Regions from separate parts of the Homo sapiens genome. Here regions 2, 3 and 4 are each linked to region 1. A link is a contact called in ENCODE Hi-C or POLR2A ChIA-PET data. All regions are on one chromosome and are shown on one strand. Each heading gives the region's core, a stretch centred on a gene start or an enhancer-like site at or near the end of the contact. The rest is flanking DNA. Distances are from core to core; before and after follow the strand shown. Region 1 has its middle 120 kb from the start of LINC02225. Region 2 overlaps RMEL3 (enriched in melanoma 3). Region 3 has its middle 45 kb from the start of LINC02101. Region 4 overlaps LOC105378983 (a long non-coding RNA gene).

What was found. A loop is a pair of places that touch in the nucleus more often than their neighbours do. ChIA-PET counts read pairs that join two places held with the same protein, here RNA polymerase II (POLR2A). Pooled maps may share reads with other maps.
Region 2: a map of endothelial cell of umbilical vein shows a loop between it and region 1 (14-fold over the local background). The contact joins two enhancer-like sites. A Hi-C loop is called at or near these places in 2 of 168 maps with a recorded cell type or tissue (PC-3 and endothelial cell of umbilical vein) and 3 of 50 pooled maps. POLR2A ChIA-PET finds 5 or more read pairs at or near these places in 3 of 52 experiments (AG04449, AG04450 and endothelial cell of umbilical vein).
Region 3: a map of Panc1 shows a loop between it and region 1 (4-fold over the local background). The contact joins two enhancer-like sites. A Hi-C loop is called at or near these places in 2 of 168 maps with a recorded cell type or tissue (Panc1 and cardiac septum) and 4 of 50 pooled maps. POLR2A ChIA-PET finds 5 or more read pairs at or near these places in 1 of 52 experiments (Panc1).
Region 4: a map of PC-9 shows a loop between it and region 1 (18-fold over the local background). The contact joins two enhancer-like sites. A Hi-C loop is called at or near these places in 3 of 168 maps with a recorded cell type or tissue (PC-3, PC-9 and mammary epithelial cell) and 3 of 50 pooled maps.

The regions. Positions count from the first base shown.
Region 1 is chr5:57,778,223-57,780,922 of GRCh38, reverse strand. No RefSeq gene overlaps it. Among named protein-coding and RNA genes, the nearest start is that of LINC02225, 120 kb to the left of the region's middle. Within about 2 kb of position 1,327, at least 7 of the 41 ENCODE cell types and tissues checked have a DNase peak (open chromatin) inside an H3K27ac peak, as active enhancers do; they include PC-9 and endothelial cell of umbilical vein, where a contact is called at or near this core.
Region 2 is chr5:57,434,575-57,437,274 of GRCh38, reverse strand. The region is part of intron 1 of RMEL3 (enriched in melanoma 3); the gene reads right to left. Among named protein-coding and RNA genes, the nearest start is that of RMEL3, 41 kb to the right of the region's middle. Within about 2 kb of position 1,439, at least 7 of the 41 ENCODE cell types and tissues checked have a DNase peak (open chromatin) inside an H3K27ac peak, as active enhancers do; they include endothelial cell of umbilical vein, where a contact is called at or near this core.
Region 3 is chr5:58,076,345-58,079,067 of GRCh38, reverse strand. No RefSeq gene overlaps it. Among named protein-coding and RNA genes, the nearest start is that of LINC02101, 45 kb to the left of the region's middle. Within about 2 kb of position 1,458, at least 2 of the 41 ENCODE cell types and tissues checked have a DNase peak (open chromatin) inside an H3K27ac peak, as active enhancers do.
Region 4 is chr5:58,187,039-58,189,738 of GRCh38, reverse strand. LOC105378983 (a long non-coding RNA gene) reads left to right here. Exons shown (of 4, transcript XR_948350.2): 4 at 1,298-2,700. Among named protein-coding and RNA genes, the nearest start is that of LINC02101, 66 kb to the right of the region's middle. Within about 2 kb of position 1,343, at least 5 of the 41 ENCODE cell types and tissues checked have a DNase peak (open chromatin) inside an H3K27ac peak, as active enhancers do; they include PC-9, where a contact is called at or near this core.

The sequences.
Region 1 (2,700 bases), core at 78-2,577:
CCACTAACTCTCTAGGACAAAATGTTTTACTTCCTTGTGAATTGGCCATAAAAAGAGTTACCCAAACAATGCTCATTGATTGAAGATTGACTGCCCCACATATCTTGAAGAAATGATAAGAAACTACACAGTCAGCAGTTAAAAGTGTTAGAGAGAATGAGAGAGAGGGTAGACAAGTGCCACCCAGAAGTAAATAGATTTCCTATAGCACTGTGATCTTTCTTATCTAGAGGAAGGTTTTGTTTTTTTGTCAATCAATCCCAGCAGATCTTCTGAGGGCTGACCACACCCTGGACTGGGGAATGCTCGGGAAGGAATAGGGGAAGGAAGAGGGGAGAGGCGATTTCCTGATGGGTCAGGTGCTGGCAAGTGTCTGGACCCTGGGAAAGTCGTGGTGTAGGAATTCCTCTCCTTGGAGAGCAACCAGAGCAGCAGGAACAATGCTGGGAACCGCTGGTGGTGACTCTCAGGTCACGCCTTGAACAGTGCAGTCCATGGGCACCAGGCTAGGACACCGCACCTCCCAAACCCTGGGCAGCGCAGTGTATACTCCCCTCGTTCAGTCCGGCTGCCGACGTGGAGTGCTGTTCTCCTGGCTAGTTCTATTTAAGGGAGACAACTAGCTTCATACAAGATTAACGCATCAGGATAACTAAAAAGGCAAAGTCTGATTAAGACTTTCCTTTAGGTCCCAATAGTCCCAAACGGAGACTACCACTTTCTTGGCTCTTGACTGATTGTTCTCCCAAGGGAAAGGCATATTTTGACTCTCAAAGTGATCCCTTTATGTGCAGTTTCTAATTTGTCTGCAGAGATATAAATACTTTAGATGGCGTCTCTCCTTATAAAGCAACTCAAAAATTATATAACTGTGAATTAAAGGGCCATGTTTCCCTGCTTCTGTGTCCCCATGCCCTTTGAAGACAGTGTGCTGAGGAGGCACAGAGAGACCTTCTGCCTTGGCCAGAGCACCAGTGAAAGTAACACTCATTTAATGGAGGCTATAATAGCCTATTTCTACATCAGTTTTTCTTCTATTTAGAAAAGTTTCTTCTCTCACTATCAAAAGTAAACTATCTGTTAAGAAGTATTTAATTACTATAGGAGTTTCCTTCAGCTAGATCAGTGCAGAGAAAAGCCAAGATAAACCAAGATAAATCCATTTTAAAATGCCTTATTGAAAACCAGATTTCCTACTTCTTCAGAGACTAGCTGGAAAATAACCATTAGGATAATTTACTTGCCTTATTTTCTCTTTCATTCATATGTGAACAGGACACCTAGCTCTTCCTGAGCATTTTAGAAGCCTCCGTGGCCTTCAAATCTGGTGCATTGGTGACCTCTAGAGGACAGAATCTCATTCCAGACTCAATATTAAGGTTAAAGAATCCAGTGCTCTGGGGAGAATGTGAATACATTATCAATATTGCAGCTGCAAAATAGCTTTGGGCTCTCACAGGCACAAGAAGCTTCAAGAAATTATCTTCCTCCAGGTAAAATCTCCAAGGTGTCAAATGATGCATTTTCTTGTAAATGAGAGAAGTTTGTTGTTGATGGAAACTTTTAAAAGATGGATTATTTCCCCTAAGATGTAGCCCGTTTTTTGACAGATTCCCAACTGAATCTGAAACATTAGATTCCCAACTGAATGGGAAACATTAGAGGTTCGCTGAAGTGGATGTCTTTCGCCATCTTTTGCCTACTCCCCACCCCTCAGCATCCTGCCCAATTCTCAACACAAGTATTTGAGAATATCAGAAAAAGGATTCAAAGACTTATTCTGGAACCCCTCTACATTGTCAGGGCTTTGCATTTCTTGGTGTGAGTAAAGTAGCTTGCCATGCTTCACTACATTTTCCTTCACCAGCAGAGCTTTCAACATAGCTGAGAGGGGTTAGAGAGGGGTTAGAGAGGTCCCAGGGCCATAGAGGCTGAGTTAAGGCATGATTGTGCAATGGGCCTCTAATCTCCCATAGCATTTCCAAGAGGTCCTGGGAGAGAATTGCCTTTGCATTCATTCATAGACAGAGCCAAGAGCTTTGAATCGCTTTTACTCTCAGGTAGTAACACAGACTCCATGCTGCTTAATCCATGGAGACAGAAGTCAGACTTACAACTCAACCTGCAATGCAGGGCCATTTAGGACCAGGTCATGGCATCATTGAATAAACATTGTTTTTTAATGTAAAGCTGTTCTACATTCTGGGCACATTTCCTGGTATTTATTATATGTTATCTTTTATTTTCACAGCTGCCCTGCAAAGTGTGTGTTAATCTATTTATTTTACTGATAAGAAACTAAAAGAGCTCACTCAATCAGTGTTACACAACATATAACTAGAAATTTGCTTATATTCCTAAATGTGTGGTATTTCCATTATATCACAAGGTTTCTAACATCAAATGTTTGGGCAGAAAATGAGTGTTTCACCCATGGTTTACACTACTCACTTTACAAATAAAGAGATGGAGGAAAAGAAATAGCATGCCTGAGGCCACACACTTTAGTGGCAGAGTTAGAGTTAATAGCAAGTATTTTAATTTCCATGCCAGGGCTTGGGTCACTATACAAAGTGCATAATGATTTCCTTCTTGCCTTTGCAGGAGCTATAAAAGATGTCTATGAAAGTAGCATAAATACCAGAAAGTAATTCTCCTTTAACATTTCCTCTTCCATTTACCTGACTTTGGTTTTCCACA
Region 2 (2,700 bases), core at 190-2,689, 340 kb after region 1:
CCTGGACTTCTAGCAGTGAGATGAGGGCAAAATTTAACACAAGGAAATACAGGAGGGAGTCATTTCAGGTCGGTAACATAGAGGAAATAGATTGGTTGGACTCGTTCCACCTACATTGGAGGCTCATCAGTGGGGTTTGTGTGTTTTCTACAGCAGGTGAGAGCCAGCCCTGAAAGATGATGGGAAGTCAGAGTGGAAAGACCTAACAATAGTGTTCTACAAATGTATCAAAGCTACAAAGGAACAGTATTCTCAATGTACCTTTGATATATTTCAGTGCTGTCCTAAGACCCAGGTAAGAGGGGTCCTGCCTTAGATACCCAACTGTGCCTATGACCAGTTTATATCAGTCAAGGAGCCTGCACAGCCAAGGTGAATCACATCCCCCTTTGATACCACTCTCTGGGTCCTGAAGACTCTGGAGTTTCTTGCCCAAACATCCCAAGCCTGCTTCCAGGTCTTATGTGGGCTTCCTCCCAGATGTGACCTCTTAAGAATAAACTGCACAGCTGGTGTATGCCACTTAACCCCAAGAGGCAGCTGTTTGGAGGAGGAGTGGATAGAACTGGAATGTGGGCACACAAGGCCCATTCAGGTATTGATTGGAGTTGATTCCAAGAAGGGAAATGAATGGGTCAGGTCGGAGATGCATTCTCCCACACTACACCATTGTAGTACTCCATAGAGATTTTGAGAAGTCACAATTTTAATCAGACTTTCCAGTTTATTACTAAGATATGTTTATAGTTTATTTAACATCTTTCAGCCTGACTTACAAATTTCAATATTTAGACATAGGGTACATAGGCTTCCATTTGAACTCTTTCCCTAGACCTCTCAAATTTGAAGATGGGTCCACTGTGTTTCACTAAAATCTCTCCACTCCACGATGAGGAGATCACTAGACCCAAAGGCAGGATATAGAGGGTTCTGTCTAGGTTCTGTCACTAGCAATCAGTGTGCCTGGCGGTGCCATGTGAACTCCCTCGCTTCAGAGTCCCCTTAAGGCTATTGGGCTAGAAGTTTCAGTAAGTTCCTCAGTGAACAAGGAAATCTAGGGCATAATTCACCAACAGGGAAATGGAGCAAGGAAGGGTTTTTCCAACTTTAAGGTACAACCAGAATGAATGCAGAAATAATTCCAATATCCTGCTTTTGTGCTGTACCTTTTCCATTGAGAGAACTGTTTTGAACCAAGGTCTGAATCATAAGAAGGAAATACTCCCACAGACCTACAGCTATGGAAATTCTTGCACTCCTCGACCCACATGATCACATTTTTCTGTGATTAGTACAAGGTTTCTCAGATAGGTGTTGTTTGCATTATAGAAATGCTTCCAAAATCAATAAGAAGTATTATACCTTATCTCTCTCCAGATGGGAAAAACAATAAAGAATGTTGTAAACCGTGCCTGGGAGGCTGAGAAGTGCATACATTCATGTCAAATACAAAGTGACCACAGCCCAGGACATAGCATTCATCAGACCTCACTGTAGAAGCCAGTTCTTTCAGAGGAACCAGCCCAGAGAAACCACATTACAGAAAGATAAGACTAAGAAATGATTTTGTTTTCCTTGCCACATGTTCTACTCCAAATAGGAAAGAACATCAGAGAGCTAAGATCCCATTAAAATTTATGGGAGTCTATGGTTTCCATGGGAGAACAAGCTTGATTTTATTTGAGTTATACTATAAATCTCTCATCTTTAAGTTGGAAGAAGTGCATAGAACAGAATATGGCAGAGAAGCCACAGCCCAAAGTGTAGACATAAATTATATCAAATGAGGACAAAAGGTAACTACTTGGGTGGCACAACATGTAGGGTGGTGTTATAGTCCGTAGAAATCGAAGACACTTAACTCATTGCAATAGGCATGGTCCAGACTATAATGATGGCATTAGGAATAGAAGGATGAAATGTAATGCGAGAGGGGAAAAGTCAGTGTTGTATTTGGGAAAAGAAAAAGGATGAAAAAATAATTATAAACAATGACCTTGAGTAAGTGGAAGAATGATGCCACCAACAGAAATGAAGAAGTCTGAGAGGGACCAGGAGAAATCCATTTAGACATAAGTTTGAGGTGGCAACTGGGCATCAAAGTGGAGCTGTCGGGTAGACATCTGCAAATTTGAGGCTGAAGCTGAGAAAAGAGAACATAGTTTGAGCTGTGGATTGGGAGTCATTCAAAATTTATGTCAGAGATGAAGCCACAAAAGCAACGATATGCTAAAAGGAAAAAGTTAGTAGAGCCTAAAGAACTATGGGTTAAGAACACTGTTATGGAGTGGAAACAATAAAATGGAGCCAGAAGAAACAAAAAAAAAAGAGAACGAGAGAGAAAAAATGGTACCTGGAGAGCTAGGAAGAAGAAGAGAACCAGATCAGGACAGTTATGGAGAAGAAAATTTCAAGAACAAGAGTGCAGCCAGATTTAGGTTAAGGAGAAAGAAACCTGAGAAAGTATATGGGCATCATTTAGAGGGAAAGTCAGAGCTAATACCAGGATGACACATTGAGAATAAGAGAAGAGAAATTATCAATAGCAAGCATGCACTACTCTTTTGAGAAGTTTGGCACGTCTCAAAAAAAAAGGAATAACAGCAAGGGATAAGCAGCAGGGGTTACATGAGTATGATTTTAAGGAGAAGGGAACACCAACCAAGTACCTAGCATACAGAGGTGGTGGGTCACTGAGGC
Region 3 (2,723 bases), core at 209-2,708, 300 kb before region 1:
GTTATTAGCTAAGGGCTCTCAGCAGTGCCCAGGGCACAGCAAGAAGTGAAAGCAAACAAAGGTAAAAGCAATGAAGACCATAGACAAAATCTATGGTTTACAAAAGCCATACAAAGGATTGTAAAAGACTGGCAGTACAGGACCATTTGGTATGGAGCAAATAGCCACAAATAGCTTAATTATTCCCAAGACCATTATGTTTTAGGCAGAGGAAAATAGTCGACGTCCATGATGATTATTTTATTTATTTAAAAATTTGGAAATATGCATCAAATAGTTTGTTTAAGAAGGAAATGAAGTGCATAATATATTTTAGAAAACTTCCTATCCAAAATTCAGAAGATTTTTTAATTCAACTCTCAAGAAAAATGTTACCTTCTGAAATTATTTGTCTTTGAAATATGAAAGTATATGTTGTCCCTTATCATAAAGATCTCACAAAAGATACAAAGCTATTAAACAGTCTGGTCACAAACCCTAGCCAGACTCAGACTGCAGCAGAAAAGATATTAAAAACTACTGAGTGCTATGAGAGTTTTCTGACAGCTGAGGGCAAACCTAGAAGGGATTAATTTTCATCCTGTATAAAAAACTAGATTTCATTTTCAAAGAAATTTTCAAATTTCCCTTTAAAAGATAATATAATAATAGCACATCATGAAGACATTTCATAGTAATTGATAAATAGAAAAACTTTCTTCCCAAATGTTAGAGGATTGCCTAAAGCATCAAATAGAAGTAAACAGAACTTCAAGGGGAAAGCGTCCCATGAGGGGGATTAAAAACCCCTCCCTTTAAGGTTCTGATTAGCTATAATTGCTCAGTAACCACCTGCAGTTAATGACAAACTCTGGCTAAGCATAGGGCAGGTTCAAGGAGAGTAGCCTCAGAGTCATTTCAGACACTTGGTGGATTCTTTCCAAGAGTAACAACATAAACCCCAGGGATAAACACTTGATAATTTTTCTAAAGAAAGTGACACCAAAGATGCCAGTAGGGTTATATATAATTAGTGTGCCATTAAAGAGATTTGAGTAAGACCTACCCAGGAGATTTTCTTTTTGCTCACTAGATGCTGCTTGTCTGAACAGGTTTCGGCCTATTTTTGCCTCTTTTTCTTTCACAAAAGCCAAGGACAATAGAGAGATAATGGGACACATTTAGGAAAATGAAAACAGGAATTTAATATGCATCCCCTCACACTCCAGGTAATCCTTGAGTATTGGTGCTGTTCCCAAATGCAATGGGAAGAATGATGATGAGTAGTAATTCCTGCTGCTGCTGGATGATTAAAAGTTTAAATACGGCACATAAAAAATAAATATAAGGTACCAGAAAAAGATTATTCTGTACTTGGATTGAATTACTTCCTTTTGGCATATGAACTGTGTTTTCTTGTGAAATTCATTTCGGTTTAAGCAGTGAGCTGCGGCTGCCAGCTAGCCCTCCACTAGTGGGATGTGCTGAAAAGAACACAAAGGCATTAATAAGTTTGTTTTTCAGGTCATGGAGCCTAGTGCCTGCTGTGATGCCTCTATGTTTGTGTTCTTCCACAAGCCATTTAAATATATTATTTAAACACCTAACCTATGAGACTAGAGATCTGAGAAGATTTGGGGAGAAACAAATTGAAAGCCTCAGCAAACTAAATAAAACCCAAAAGGGAAATATAGCCAGTATGGGGTAAGAGGAAGGCAAAGTCAATAAATATAAAAGGGAAACAAAGAATTTTGCCAGTAACCACCCCTAACAAGTTCAGAAGTTGGTTGAAAGATTTTCACTGCTAAGTATAATTCCACAAAGGGCGTACAATGATCTTGGAATTATCTCTGTTCCAGGTAGAGATGCCAAGGTCTCTGCTTTTTTGCAGGCATCCAGGGGCGGAACTTACACGCAATAAAACCACTGTTTGCACCTTCCAGTGCCCAAAATCCTTATCATTTTCTTCTTTGACCGTGAAGACAATATGAGCAGGCCCCAGACATGAGACATGGTGCATGCCTGCAAATGAAATGTCTGGGGCTAGGGAATACAGTCCACTTTCCAAGTCTGTGACGCCTTCCTACTTTTGCATCAGAGCCTTCTGGGTTTCAGGAGAGGCTCCTTTTAGAATCCAGACTCTGACCATGTCACAGAGAAGTTGACTGGTGAATACTCATCTTGTTTTATGCAAATGATCTTACTTCTGACCTAACATGTTAGTCTGAAAACTTGCCCACTCTAATGAACTCAGAAAGGATGAGGAACAGGAAAGCTGCCCTTGATTCATGACTCTAGCTCCAGCTGTACTTATGATAATGGATCCGGGCTGGGCGCCCTTGGGAAAATGTGTATTTGGGGGAGGATGATGCCTGGACAGTATATTGAGATTTCCTGTGCTGCCATGAGCAATTTGTGACTTAATGACTGTATTTATAGGTACATTACAGGTCCTTTATCATTTCAGAAATCAATGAAGTAATTTCCATAGGAAGTTGGAGTGATTTGTGGCTGTATCAGCTGCCTCTATTTATTTTATCATAAAGAGAAAAAGAATTCATCCATTAGGGAGAACTGAAAATGGAATAATTTGTCGGAAGGAAATCTGGCTTCAAGAAGATTGAATGAAAAGTCGTATAAAGAAAGACACTACTTAAAAGAAAAAGATATAGTGTTTCTAGTGGTAAAACCTCTTACAAATTATTAGGACATCTTTTATTTTTCTACCGTGACTACCACTTAAT
Region 4 (2,700 bases), core at 94-2,593, 410 kb before region 1:
ATTTCTTTAAAACAATAACTTAAAACAATAGCTATTAAACTCTAGATAACTAAAATTGGAAATTATTACCCAACAGAAACTCCACACCTGATCTCCAACTGACAGGAGTAGGGCTTTATCAGAATATCTGAGAGGGAGAGACAGAGATTCTGCTCCCTCCATCTCGTTAGCCCCTGCTGAGCCAGAACATGTGATCTGAAGCAGAAATGGAAGGAAAAGCAGTTTTTGCAATGCTATAGAGACAGAGTGCCCTATCCCTACCAGCCTGTAAGTTGGAAGTTCCATGGTGTCACAAAAACTAATTAATACTAAAGTTAGTACTTACTCTTCCTTTCTTATTTTCCCAGGAGGATTACTGTGAATAGGCTTGCCTCCTAGGCCACTCAGAATTTGTATGTTGACAAAATATGTCTCCTTTGGACATGTAAGGAGATATAAAATGTATGCAAAGTCACATCATATTATTTGACTGGGCATTCCATTTTGTCAGTTTATATTTTATACTTTATTATTTTAGGGGCAAACATCTATAAAAACAGGGTTCTGTATTGTCACTCGGGTTTGGTTCATGCTCAGAGTTTTCTTAACAGCATTCCTGTTGTTGTATAACTTTAAAATTAGATGAGAACAAAAATTTCACTCTGAAGCCGGAACAACATGGAACCTGGATTTTGGGTTAAATTGCTTAAAAGAATAATCCCCACTTTCTTTCTTTTTTCTGATGACTATGTTTTGGGGCTACTCCTAAGTCTTGTCCTCTGAGGCCACCAAGCCATGCATATCTAATCCAATAAAATTAGAACGTGAGATTCTCCAAAGATTCCAAGTGTCTTAAGGCACTGAAAATACAGACATGATGTTTTCATATAATTCTACACAGTTATTATTACAAAGTGATTTATTTTAACTTTAGATTAGGGAAAAGAAAATTTGTATGTAATTTAGTTTTAAAATAATATATGTTAAAAATAATTTAAATAATAAATTAAATTGAATCCTTAAAAGAATAATTGCAGATTTGGAAGAAAAAAGCTTTATCCAAGACTGTGGATACTTTAAGGAGTCTGTTAGCTTACTTTCCCTTTACTTTCAATTTGCAATTGTTGGAAACTATACTGGATATCCACCACTAAAACACAATCAGCTCTTGCTTAGATTAAAAATTTCTAAGGCCTTTAGCTTTGATTTCAGTTTTGCAATATGCTGTAACTGCCAGGACAGTGACCCCTGGTGAAGACAAAGGTTTGAGTATCAGATCGCTTGATATGATTAAGCACATTCCTGTTTCATTCCACAGATACCAATATTAAGTCAGACGTGAAACTCCCTTTTGATGCCTATCACTATGCTCTGACTCGCTGCACAACTTAACCTCTTGGTGACTCCAGTTCCTTGTTTGCAAGTGGAGATGAACAGGTCTGCTGTGAGGATTGAATAGAATAATACATGTAAAAGATGCGTTATTTGCTTGATACCCAGCCTGGTACACATGAAGGATTACTAAATAGTTTACATGAACATTATTACTACCTAATTGTTTTTAATTCAGGAAAATGTAGAAGCTACAACATCAGAATATGCTTCTGTAGTAGTACTTTTGCCTCTAGTTCAGTACCCTGTCAACCACCACATGAAGTGGTGTAACAAGACATAATTGAAACACTATTGTAATGAAAGGAACACTAGACATGCAGTCAGAAATCTGGGCTCAATTTCTGAAATGCATGTAGCATTTACCATATGCCAGGTACTGCTGTTAAGTATTTAACATACATTAACCTAAGCTGTCATAACAATCCAGTAAGGTAGGTGCTGTTATTACCCTCATTTTCTGATGAGGACACTGATACAAAAGAAGTTAAGTAACTTGCTCCAAATTATACATATTTGGCAAGCTATGGAGCCAGAATTTGAACCCAGACAGGCAGCTTCCAGTCCATGCTTCATAGCCTTTGGACTCTGTGAGCTTCAGTTTTCCCAACGGCACAATGAGAATAATAATCTTACAGTCATCTCACAGAGTCCTTGCAAGAATTTAATATGATGGTAAATCTAAACTGCCCTGGAACTGAAAAAGACTGTACAAATATAAAGGATTATTGTTATTAAGATTCTTAACCAAAATGCATCACTATCTGTATAAACAATGAGACAGGGTATAGCTGAAGTAATACCACTAAAGATGTGATGTTATAAGCATTCCAAGTGCCAAGTGCCAACAAAAATATTTTTCCCAGTGAACCTCAATATCTCAATGTTATTACCTGAAAGAGAAATTGAAATTATTTATCATTTTTTGAAGGTACTATTTGAACACTTAAAATTGTTTACTCTCTAACTTTTAGAGTTAATATTTTTTCAGAATGTCAAAGAAGCTCTTCTTACATGTTCAGAAGTGACTGTAGCAGGGCATGTTTAAATGGGCATGTAAATGTGAAGTCCTGTCCTATGAATGGTAAACTCACAGAGTGAATTCATTTTGCCTTTTGGGTCAGTGTAATTACCTATTGATTTTTAGGAAAGAAAGAAAAACTGACATTCACAACCTTTGCTCTTTAATTTCTGAACAGAATTACGGCCTAAATGGAAGAATGATGTTGTTTATCTGTTAGCACCTTTCAGAGACAAGGCCAATACTTCAAATTACTTGTGCATAATTGGTGCTCAGTAAACATTTTTGGGTTAAAAGCTTAACCCCAT